Linked DNA regions of Homo sapiens: region 2 is linked to region 1. A link is an interaction called in ENCODE POLR2A ChIA-PET data of the cell type or tissue named here. Cell type or tissue: CD4-positive, alpha-beta T cell. All regions are shown on one strand.

The links. Peaks named below come from ENCODE experiments on the same cell type or tissue, not always from the same donor. Only the 100,000 strongest peaks of a DNase experiment are listed, where the experiment ranks them.
Region 2: POLR2A ChIA-PET joins it to region 1 with 17 read pairs; 12 of 35 experiments call an interaction of 5 or more read pairs at or near these places.

Annotation. Positions count from the first base shown.
Region 1 is chr2:85,824,834-85,829,833 of GRCh38, reverse strand. LOC284950 (a long non-coding RNA gene) reads right to left here. Exons shown (of 3, transcript NR_038888.1): 3 at 3,046-5,000. Among named protein-coding and RNA genes, the nearest start is that of MIR6071, 44 kb to the right of the region's middle. In CD4-positive, alpha-beta T cell, CTCF peaks have their summits at 2,069 and 2,278 (motif pointing left); a DNase peak (open chromatin) is centred at 2,243; H3K27ac peaks cover 300 bases.
Region 2 is chr2:86,036,090-86,041,089 of GRCh38, reverse strand. It overlaps POLR1A (RNA polymerase I subunit A), which reads left to right. Exons shown (of 34, transcript NM_015425.6): 25 at 531-698; 26 at 1,628-1,763; 27 at 2,233-2,390. Among named protein-coding and RNA genes, the nearest start is that of POLR1A, 67 kb to the left of the region's middle. RefSeq lists an enhancer at 1,633-1,763 and a silencer at 4,392-4,441. In CD4-positive, alpha-beta T cell, a CTCF peak has its summit at 4,996; DNase peaks (open chromatin) are centred at 2,629, 3,569, 4,449, 4,969 and 4 weaker places; H3K4me3 peaks cover 734 bases; H3K27ac peaks cover 4,780 bases.

The sequences.
Region 1 (5,000 bases):
ATTTCAATCCATTTAGCAGAGAATCGTTATCCCAAACTTGCCCACTTCCTGCATTGTACTTCCCCACAAGAAAGAATCATCTGTCTTCAGGAAGTGGGCAAGTTTGGGATAACGATTTTGAGGAGATTCTGGCTGGAGGTAAAGAGCCAGATTCAAAGACCACAGTCTTGTTCCTGTTTGTCAGAGTCAAAGCTTCCTGCAGAAACAAAGAACTGCCTAATTTTTATTTATTTATTTATTTATTTATTTATTTATTTATTTTGAGATGGAGTCTCGCTCTGTTGCCCAGGCTGGAGTGCAATGGCACCATCTCGGCTCACTGCAAGCTCCACCTCCCAGGTTCAAGTGATTCTCCTGCCTCAGCCTTCTGAGTATCTGAGATTACAGGTGCCCACCACCACGCCCAGCTAATTTTTGTATTTTTTTAGTAGAGATAGGGTTTCACCATGTTGGCCAGGCTGGTCTTGAACTCCTGACCTCAAGTGATCCACCCACCTTGGCCTCCCAAAATGCTGGGATTACAGGTGTGAGCCACCATGCCCAGCCCCTGGACTGCCTAATTTGTATTGTCCAAGTTTGAATACTCCCCCAAAAAAAGATTTTATATATTTGTAACACTGAAATATGAAATACAAAGGAGAAAAGCTCATTTAGATCATTTTTTATTTCTTTAGCCTTCTGGAAGTCTCTATGTACATAAAGAGATAGGTGACTTCCTTTGTGTAATAAACTTGCATTCATGGAGCCCCTCAGCCGTCCCGCCCATGCACTGGGAAAATTCAGAACCTCTATTACCACCCACTGATGCAACTAGCTGCAAGAGGGAAGGGAGAGGGAAATGTTGTGAAGAGTTTGTCCTATGGGCCAACAACCCTCGTATCCACAGGAATGGCATGGCTGGGTGCTTGTCACCCCTAGGCTTTATGGGTACCTCCATGTTGTCATTGTCTGGCTCAAGGATCTACTGGCCCCAATTCTGGTTGAGTTCTGACTGGGTTGGAACAAAGGCCGTGCTGAGACCTATCTACTGCAGATGCACCCACACGTTTTCCAAAACTTGGGACTGAAATCGAACTCAACGATTGCTTTATTTTCCCACACACTAAAATACCCCCGGTTCTGGAATACGGAAGTGAGAATGACAAAGGGGGTCCTTCTGTAGGACCCTCAGTCCTGGCAGTCTGGCTGACCATTCTGGCAGAACATGCTGTTCTGAACACCATTTGTTCAAACTCTGAAACCAGTTGATGCTCTGCCCATCATTCCAGACACTCTTGGCTGTATCTTAGTACCCAGCAGGGCTGTCCTCGAAATACTGCCCTGTGGCTCCTGGCGCCACCTCCTATCCTGCCCTGCCAGCACCGCCACCTTTAGTTCCCATGGCCTGCAGAGAGCCATGGCTGGGCGCTGATGACAGGCTGCACCTAACATGGACCCTGCCTACTGTTCTGGATCCTCAGTCTAGAGGGAAAAGATGCTAAACAAGTCAACATGACAAAGGCGGTGTCAAAGCAAAGGGGAGGCGCACCACGGGAGCGCACCAGGAAAACCAGGTGAGTCTAAACTGAGACCAAAATGCTAATTAGGGGGCCGGCAGGAGGGCAGGAGGAGCGTTCCAGGCAAAACTAGCAGCTTTCGAGAAGGGTTGTTAAAGCAGGACATGCTTTAACAACCAAATCACAAAGTGAGCATAGGCTCAGGGTGTGGCTGCGATGAGGGAGATGAATGTAGGGGTAAGGAGCAATTTGGAGCCCCTGAGGGATGTTACAGGGGCGGGGGGGGCGCGGAGAGTGACTCAATTCAGCTTAAACTGAAAATCATGTGGCTCTGAGTGGAAAGAGAATGGGGAGTGGGGAACTGGGAGCAGAGAATCGATGGGAAAGCTGAGGAAGGTGATCTCACCGCAGGCAACACTGAAAAGCAGGTGGTGCTGGGGACCTAGACGGGTTTGGTGGACCTCAAGTCCTTCCAGGCTGCCTTCTGACCGGGTATTCCGCCAGCCACTTTTCTAGATCCCTTTGGGGTAGGTAAGGGGTGACTGGAGAGAGATCCTGGGACAGGAGCCAGGAGGCCAGGAGGCAGCCCCACCTTTGCCACAATGCCCCTGTAATGCTTTCAGGAAGGTCACAGCCCCTCTCAGAGGTTCCATCGGTTGAACAGGGGCTTGGCGAGGCCCCAGCTCTTTCATTTGTCGTTAATGAAAAGAAACCACCAGGGCTAAGAGGAGTGGCTGTTACAATGGTCCACCGCGCCACCTGGTGTTGTGAGGCCGCGTGCACAGCTCTCAGCGCCGGGCTACCAGGTGGCCCCCAGTGGGTCTGGCCCATTCTTCTGCAAGGTCCCCCCAGCCAGTAGGCTCTGGCACCGTCTTCAGCTGCTGGGGCACTTCTCTCCTCCCTGCACAGTCTGGATTTTCTCCTCCTTCTCTGACCATTTCTCGGGCTCCCCTCCCCTCTCCCACATCTCTGCCCCGATGCTCTTTTCTCTTCCCGAGATGGTCCACTCCCACGGGTCCAATTACTGCCTTTGATATTGCCTTTTTATTCCCATACCCAGGTCTGCAGCGGGGACTCCCCTCAAGTCCCCAGAGCCCCAGCCCATCATGTCCACATCCTTCAGGACATCATCTCCTCCCAGCCAGCCGGGACCTCAGACTCAGAAAGCTGACAATGCTGTGCGTCACCTCAGAGCTGACACAGCTCCTCCTCTGAAGAACTCGGTCTCCTCAACCTGTTAAAGGACATCTAGAAAAGGCCACAGCTAAAGGGCTTTCACTCAATGCTGAAACACAAAATGCTTTCCCCAGAAGATCAGGAACAAGACAAGGATGTCTGTTCACACAGCTTCTGTTCAACATTGTACTAAAGAGGCCAGCCAGGGCAATGAGGCAAGGAAATAAAGTAAAAGCCATCCATATTGGAAAGGAAGAAGTACAATTGTCTTCATTTGCAGATAACATGATCTTGTACGTTGAAAATCCTAAGGAATTCACTGAAAATGATTAAACTAATAAATGAGTTTAGCAAGTTTACAAGGATATGTGATCAGTGTACAAAAATCAGTTTATTTCTATACAGTAGTTATGAGCAAATAAAAAATGAAGTTAAGAAAACAATTCCAGTCTGGGTACAGTGGTTCAAGCCTGTAATCTCAGCACTTTGGGAGGCCGAGGCAGGTGGACCACTTGAGGTCAGGAGTTCAAGACCAGCCTGGCCGATATGGTGAAACCTTGTCTCTACTAAAAATACAAAAAATTAGCTGGGTGTGGTCGTGGGCACCTGTAATCCCAGCTACGCAGTAGACTGAGGCAGGGGAATCACTTGAACCCGTTAGGCAGAGGTTGCAATGAGCTGAGATCACACCGCTGCACTCCAGCCTTGGTGACAGAGCAAAACTTTGTCTTAAAAAAAAACTCATTTATATTAGCATCAGAAAGATACTTATGAACATATTTAACAAAAGAAGTACAAAACTTATGCTCTGAAAACTACAAAATATTGTTGAAAACTAAAGAAGATCTAAATGAGTGGAAAGACATCCCATGTTTATAGATTGAAAAACTTAACATTATTAAGATAGCAATACTCCCAGATTCCAAATTCAATGCAATCCCTATCAAAATTTCGACTTCAGCAATGGACAAGTTGCTTTTAAAATGCATATGAAAATGCAAGAAAACACAAATAGCTAAAGAAATCTTGAAAAAGTTGGATAATTTATGCTACCCAATTTTAAAACCTGCTATAAAATGACAGTAATCAAAACAGTGTGGTATGGGCATAAGGACAGATCTATACATCAACAGAATGGAACTGAGAGCCCAGAAATTAACCCACATATCTATGGCCAGTTGATTTTGAGCAAGAGTGCCAACTTCTTTCAATGGAAAAAGAATAGTCCCCTCAGCAAATGATGTGGGGACACCTGAATTTCCACATGCAAAAGAATGAAGTTGGATCCATATTTCACACTGTATAAAAAAACTAACTCAAAATGGATCAATGACCTATAAAGAAGAACTAAAATCATAAAAGTCACAGAAGAAAACATAGTGATAAATCCTTATGACCCTGGATTTGGCACTGCATTCTTAGATTGACACCAAAAGCATGAGCAACTAAAGAAAAAAACAGATAAACCAGCCATCAGAATAAAAAACTTTGGGGCTTCAAAAGACACTATCAAAACAGTGAAAAGACAACCCAAAGAATGGGAAAAAATTGTTTGCAAACTATAAACATAATAAGTTGCTTGTATCTAGAATATATAAAGAACAATTACAACTCAAGAATAAAAAGACAAATAGCCCAATTCAAAAATAAGCAAAGGATCTGAATAGATATTTCTTTAAAAAAGATATACAAATGGCCAATAAGCACATAAAGAGGTCCTGAATATTATTAGCCATGGGAGAAATACAAATCAAAACCATAATGAGATATCACTTCATGTCTGCTAGGGTAGCTTTAATTAAAAAGTCAGATGAGGCCGGGCACGGTGGCTCATGCCTGTAATCCCAGCACTTTGGGAGGCTGAGGCAGGTGGATCATGAGGTCAAGAGATCAAGACCATCCTGACCAACATGGTGAAACCCCGTCTCTACTAAAAATACAAACATTAGCTGGTCATGGTGGCATATACCTGGAGTCTCAGCTACTTGGGAGGCTGAGGCAGGAGAATCGCTTGAACCCAGGAGGCGGAGGTTGCAGTGAGCTGAGATCACGCCACTGCACTCCAGCCTGGCGACAGAGTGAGACTCTGTCTCAAAAAAAAGTCAAATGATTAAAAAAAAAGTTGAAAAAAATGTGGAGAAACTGGAACCCTTGTACATTGCTGGTGGGGATGTACAATGGTGTAGCCACTTTGAAAAACAGTCTGGAAGTTCCTCAAATGGTTATAAAGTTACCATGTGACTCAATTCCACTCCTAGGCATATGTCCAAGAGAAATGAAAACACATGTCCACACAAAAACTTGTACATGAATGTTCATGGGGACATC
Region 2 (5,000 bases), 210 kb before region 1:
TTAGTAAATTACAGAATCGTGCGGCATGAATACTTCTGATGTGGTCTGCAGCCATTTGCACTAACTAAAAATATAAACACTCTCATCACCCCCATCCCCATAATGGCCTAGTGAACCTCTTTCTAATTTTTATAGCAGGAGGTTTAAACTGTCTCCAAATTGTCATAATTGAGAAGAAAGAATGGATAAAGGAAAAAGTGAATAATGAACCCAGAAATTCTCCTGCTTAGGGGGCTTGTGGTAACAGTCCCAGAGTGGATATGTGACATTCTGGGGGCAAACATGAGGAGTCCAAGCATGAATGTCTAGAGCTTCAGCCACCCAGCTGGGATCTGTGCTGTGTAATTTGAGGACATCTCAGGGTCACTGGTGGGAATTTGAAGATTAGAGGGATCTTTTGCCTAGGAAAAACGAGTCCAGAAAGAGGTAGAGGTTTCAGTTTTCTGGTTTCGGGCAGCATTGACAGTCTGTGGTGTCTGCTCCTGACCCCTGCCACAACCCCCACCCTGACCCCCCACCACCGTCTCTAGGTTGAGGACCTTGCTGCAGCTGAAGTGGCAGCGCTCACTGTGTGAGCCGGGCGAGGCTGTGGGCCTGCTGGCTGCCCAGAGCATCGGAGAGCCCTCCACCCAGATGACCCTCAACACCTTCCACTTTGCAGGCAGAGGCGAGATGAACGTCACCCTGGGCATTCCAAGGTGTGGGGCACAAGGGAGCACAGGGTGGGGTCTGTCCTAGCCTCTCCTGGAGAAGGGGCCATTTAATGAGAGGGGGTGAGTGAGTGTGTGTGAATGAGAGAGTGTGTCTGTGTGAGAGAGGGACAGGGTCTCATTAAAGTGGGGATCAGGGTTAGAATTTCCAGAGCCCAGCTGGTTTCTTTGGTGCCCAGGCCTGGTAGGATCTCCATTTATTCCTCTGCCAACTCCTGCATCCACGTTCCTGGGGATGCCTGTGAGACTGCACACTGCTGGGGGAAGGACTCAGGAACGTACATTGTTAACAAGCCCCACACAAGGTGCCTGGTTGCCCAACTCCAGGGGAGCCATTCACATAGAACGTGCCCCCACGTGGCCCTGGGCCCTGGCCCTTCAGGTAAATATATGTGCTGGACAAGGGGAATGAGTGTGGGGTCAGACCCATCTGCATTCAGTCCCTGGCCCTGCCTTTTTCTAGCAGAAAGACTCTGGACAGGTACCTCACTTTCCAAACCTCAGGGGGTCCTTCTGTGGAAGGCCAGAGGCTGGGACCCACTATACATCCAGGCAGTGAGGGCTGGCTGAGCTCAGCAGGAGCACTGTGGGTGCTAGTTGCCTTCCCTGCATCGCTTGTTCATTCAGTAAGCGTCAGCAGGCACCTGTTGTTTGCAAGGCACAGGTGATAGGAAACAAGAATCAGACAAAGCCCTGAGCACAAGGAGTGGGCCCTCCAGGGAGGAAACTGACAGGGGAGTCCCTTACTGTTGCACACGAGGCCAGAGCTGGGATTCTCTGATCTAGCATATTATCCCTGTGAGATCCCCAGGCCTCTCTCAGATTCCAAAAGAACTCTGACATCATTAGGAGAAGCTGCACCCAAACAGAAGGTCTGGTTGCCACTCATGATTGGATGTGCCCTTATTCTGTGACAGGTTGCGGGAGATTCTCATGGTGGCCAGCGCCAACATCAAGACACCCATGATGAGCGTGCCCGTGCTCAACACCAAGAAAGCCCTGAAGAGAGTGAAAAGCCTGAAGAAGCAACTCACCAGGGTGTGCTTGGGGGAGGTAACGTCTCTCCTTCCCAGGTTGCAGACGGGGTGAAGGCATGTTCCTATATCCTCCCCATGTGTGAAGAACAGGCTTTGCTTACTGCTCTGACCCTAGGCTCAGATTCCCACCAATGAGAGATAAGCTGTCTCTGCCAGGTGCTGAGCAGAGATGGATCAGGAAGCTTTTAAGAGAGTCATTAGTTCCACAGCATCCTCCTGTGCCTGAAAAATAAACCATTTCCTGAGTTTGCCTACCCGCTCTGCTGAGGCCACTCCTAGGAGGTTCAGGCCACTCTCTGGAGGTGACTGCAGGCTGTGGGCCCCCCAGCAGATCCACACCAGTATAGCTCACCAGGGTTTCTTTGGGGTTTGGCCTGTGGTCTCAGCTGCTATCTCTGTAAACCCTTGGGTCTCGTAACCCACTCACATTGCGCAGTCACCTAGGACCTGAACAAGTCAAGTTCTCTCTGTCCGTCTGGTTCCAGGTGTTGCAGAAAATTGACGTCCAGGAGTCCTTCTGTATGGAAGAAAAACAGAACAAATTCCAGGTGTACCAGCTGCGGTTTCAGTTCCTGCCACATGCATATTACCAGCAGGAGAAGTGCCTGAGACCCGAGGACATCCTGCGCTTCATGGAAACAAGGTCAGGGCTCAGGCTGTGATTGTCATTGACCTTGACCCAGAGAATGCGCTTGAACTGGGGCAGGAAGCACCTAGCCACAAGGCTCCTAGAGATTGAGTGCCTTTGCCCAAATGAGCCCTTCAAGGGAAGTGTTTAGGAAGCAGAGGGCCTTGCAGCCTGATCTGGAAACCTGACCACAGTCTGGCTTGTGGGTATGACTTTCTTAGCCACACGTCACTCCCTGAGCCCATTTCTTCTCTTGGGTTGACGTCAGGATTGTTGTCTTCTGGGGCTTGCAGGCATTAAGACATGGAAATGTGGGTGTGGTAAAGAGAAGGGAGCACCATCAAAGCGGTGCTTCTGTGGTGTCGGAGCAGCACATGCTGTTAATGTTTGCTAGGGTGTTACTGCAGGCAGTATAATGTGGTTCCTGATGCATTTAGATTCTGTGAATAATGAACAATGTGCGGGTGGCACGCTGCTGTTAGATCTCCATTCTATAACCAGGATTGCCTCCAGAGAAATTCGAGTTCCTGTCCCGAGTTCCTGTCCAGTAGGGAAAAGGAACTTTTGTCTCAAGTTCAAGTTACTGTTAGATATTTGAAAAGCAGAGGCCACAATGCTGAGTTCCGGGGAGCAGGAGGATGGGCTTTTTGGGGACTGGGGCAAGACTGGAAGAGCCCACGAAGCATTTTTGACTCACCAGCTAACCCTAGACGGTGAAGTGTGAACACAAAAAGGCTGCATAGCCCAGCAGGTGACAGGCCAGTGAAGCAGGCTTGGAGGCCCCCGGCAGACTGAAGAGTGTGGAACCTGTCTCAAGGGGCACCTGTTACTATGCAGGAATGGAGGCCCGGGGGGCCACATCTTTTGATTTAAAAAGAAAGAAAACAAGCTTCCCACCCCCTACGTTTTTTTCTTTCTTGGGTCACTTGTTTACTTGCCTTTGCTTTTATATAATTGAGGTCTCCTGACTTTTAAACATCAGCAACTAATTCATGTGTTTTTAAAAGCCCAGTAAGGCCCAGATGGTTCTCATCTGTTGCAGGATCTGGCCACAGGCCACTGACCACTGCCTCTAATCTAGACCAGTTCTTGGTCTTCTGGGAGCTGCTCAGATAGAGAAGCAATGACAGAGCAGAAGCAGAAAGCTCCCTGCACTCAGCCATCCCACAAACACATACTGAGCCATGCCCATTCGTCGCTGAGTCACGGGGGCAGGCGTGGGCAACACAGTACGACTTTTCTGCCCTCAGCCCTCTGCCCTCTCACCTTATGGGGCCTGGCCTCGAGCCAGCCCTCTGTGCAGGTGGCATTTGGGATGGTGGGTCTTGGGGTGGAGGAGCTTGGATGTGAACTCAGTCCTTTGGACGGGGGTCACTGGCCAGGTGCTTCCTGCCCCAGTTCACGAGCCCTGGGTGAAGTTGTTGTTGGCTGGGCCTCAGGAGCACCTGCGTTGGTGCCAGCCTGGGCTGAGAACATTCCTTCTGTCGAGTGGTCCTCTGTGCTATCTGGGCACTGGGCAGAGTGGCAGGGGAGTGCTGTGTGCACCCGCCTGCCAGCTCCTTAATTAACAGCGAGGAACATAACTACCAAGTGCAGGGGGCGTTTGTGCTGGCCTGGCAGTGGTTTTCTGGGAAATGGGAATTCAGATTTCATGGCCTCTAGAGAATAACTAAGGGTGGACGGAGTTAGATGTTTTGCCCCAGTTCTGTTCACAGGAGGCCCAGGCCAGCCCAGCAGGTAGGTCGGCATGAGGCTGGCGCCAGCCCATGCTGGGGTTCTTTTTACTTATATTACCTCATGGAATTGAAAATAGGAAATCACTTTTTAAGACTTCTTCCTGATGAGGGACAGCCCTGGCTTGTTCCCAGCCGTGAAGTACTTTTTCAACTCCTCCCTGTGTTTTGCTTGTGAACTTGAAAATCTGTGATAAATAAAGCCATGCGCAGTAGCTTTTGGTGGAGGTGGCCTCAAGGACTCAGCAGAATGGGGCTGAGGGGTTAGGCAGAGCTAAAAGATGGGGCAGTGGATGAGCTGGGTGCGGTCTGGACTCCCTTTGTCAGGCCCCAGGCAGCAGAGCAGCTGTGTTCAGGCCTCTGGCCGCCCACAGGAAATGGGAGGAAGTGTGAGTGCACTTTCAAAAGAGCAGCCAACCCCCAAGAAGCTTTTTCTCCTTCCTTTCTCCCATCCCTCCCCCTTCCTTCCTCTCTGCCACCCTCTTTTTCTTTCTCTTTGCCCCCACCCTCCCTTCTCCCAGCTGTGGAGTCATGAGACCCTTGACAGAGCCTGGAGAAAAACAGCACGAGACAGATGGTTCCCTAGGTAGAGATATACAAGCGTAGAAGGCCCCCCAGATCTCTGCACTGGCACCCATCACATGGGCTGTTTGTGTAAATTGTCTGGCAGGTGGCAGGGGAGATGAAGTGGAAAGAGCACTGAGCTAGGAGTTAGGGGCTGTAAGTTTTGGCCTCCGGTCCCCAGCCATGAAAAGACCCAGCTGACAGTCTGTAATTGTAGCTTCTGTGAATCTGACTTTCCAAACAGCAGGTGGTGGAGCTGTTGCCAGGCGCGTTCAGAAACCGCCAGGGGTCATGTGCTCTGTTTGTAATTATTTACGTGGGACGGGAG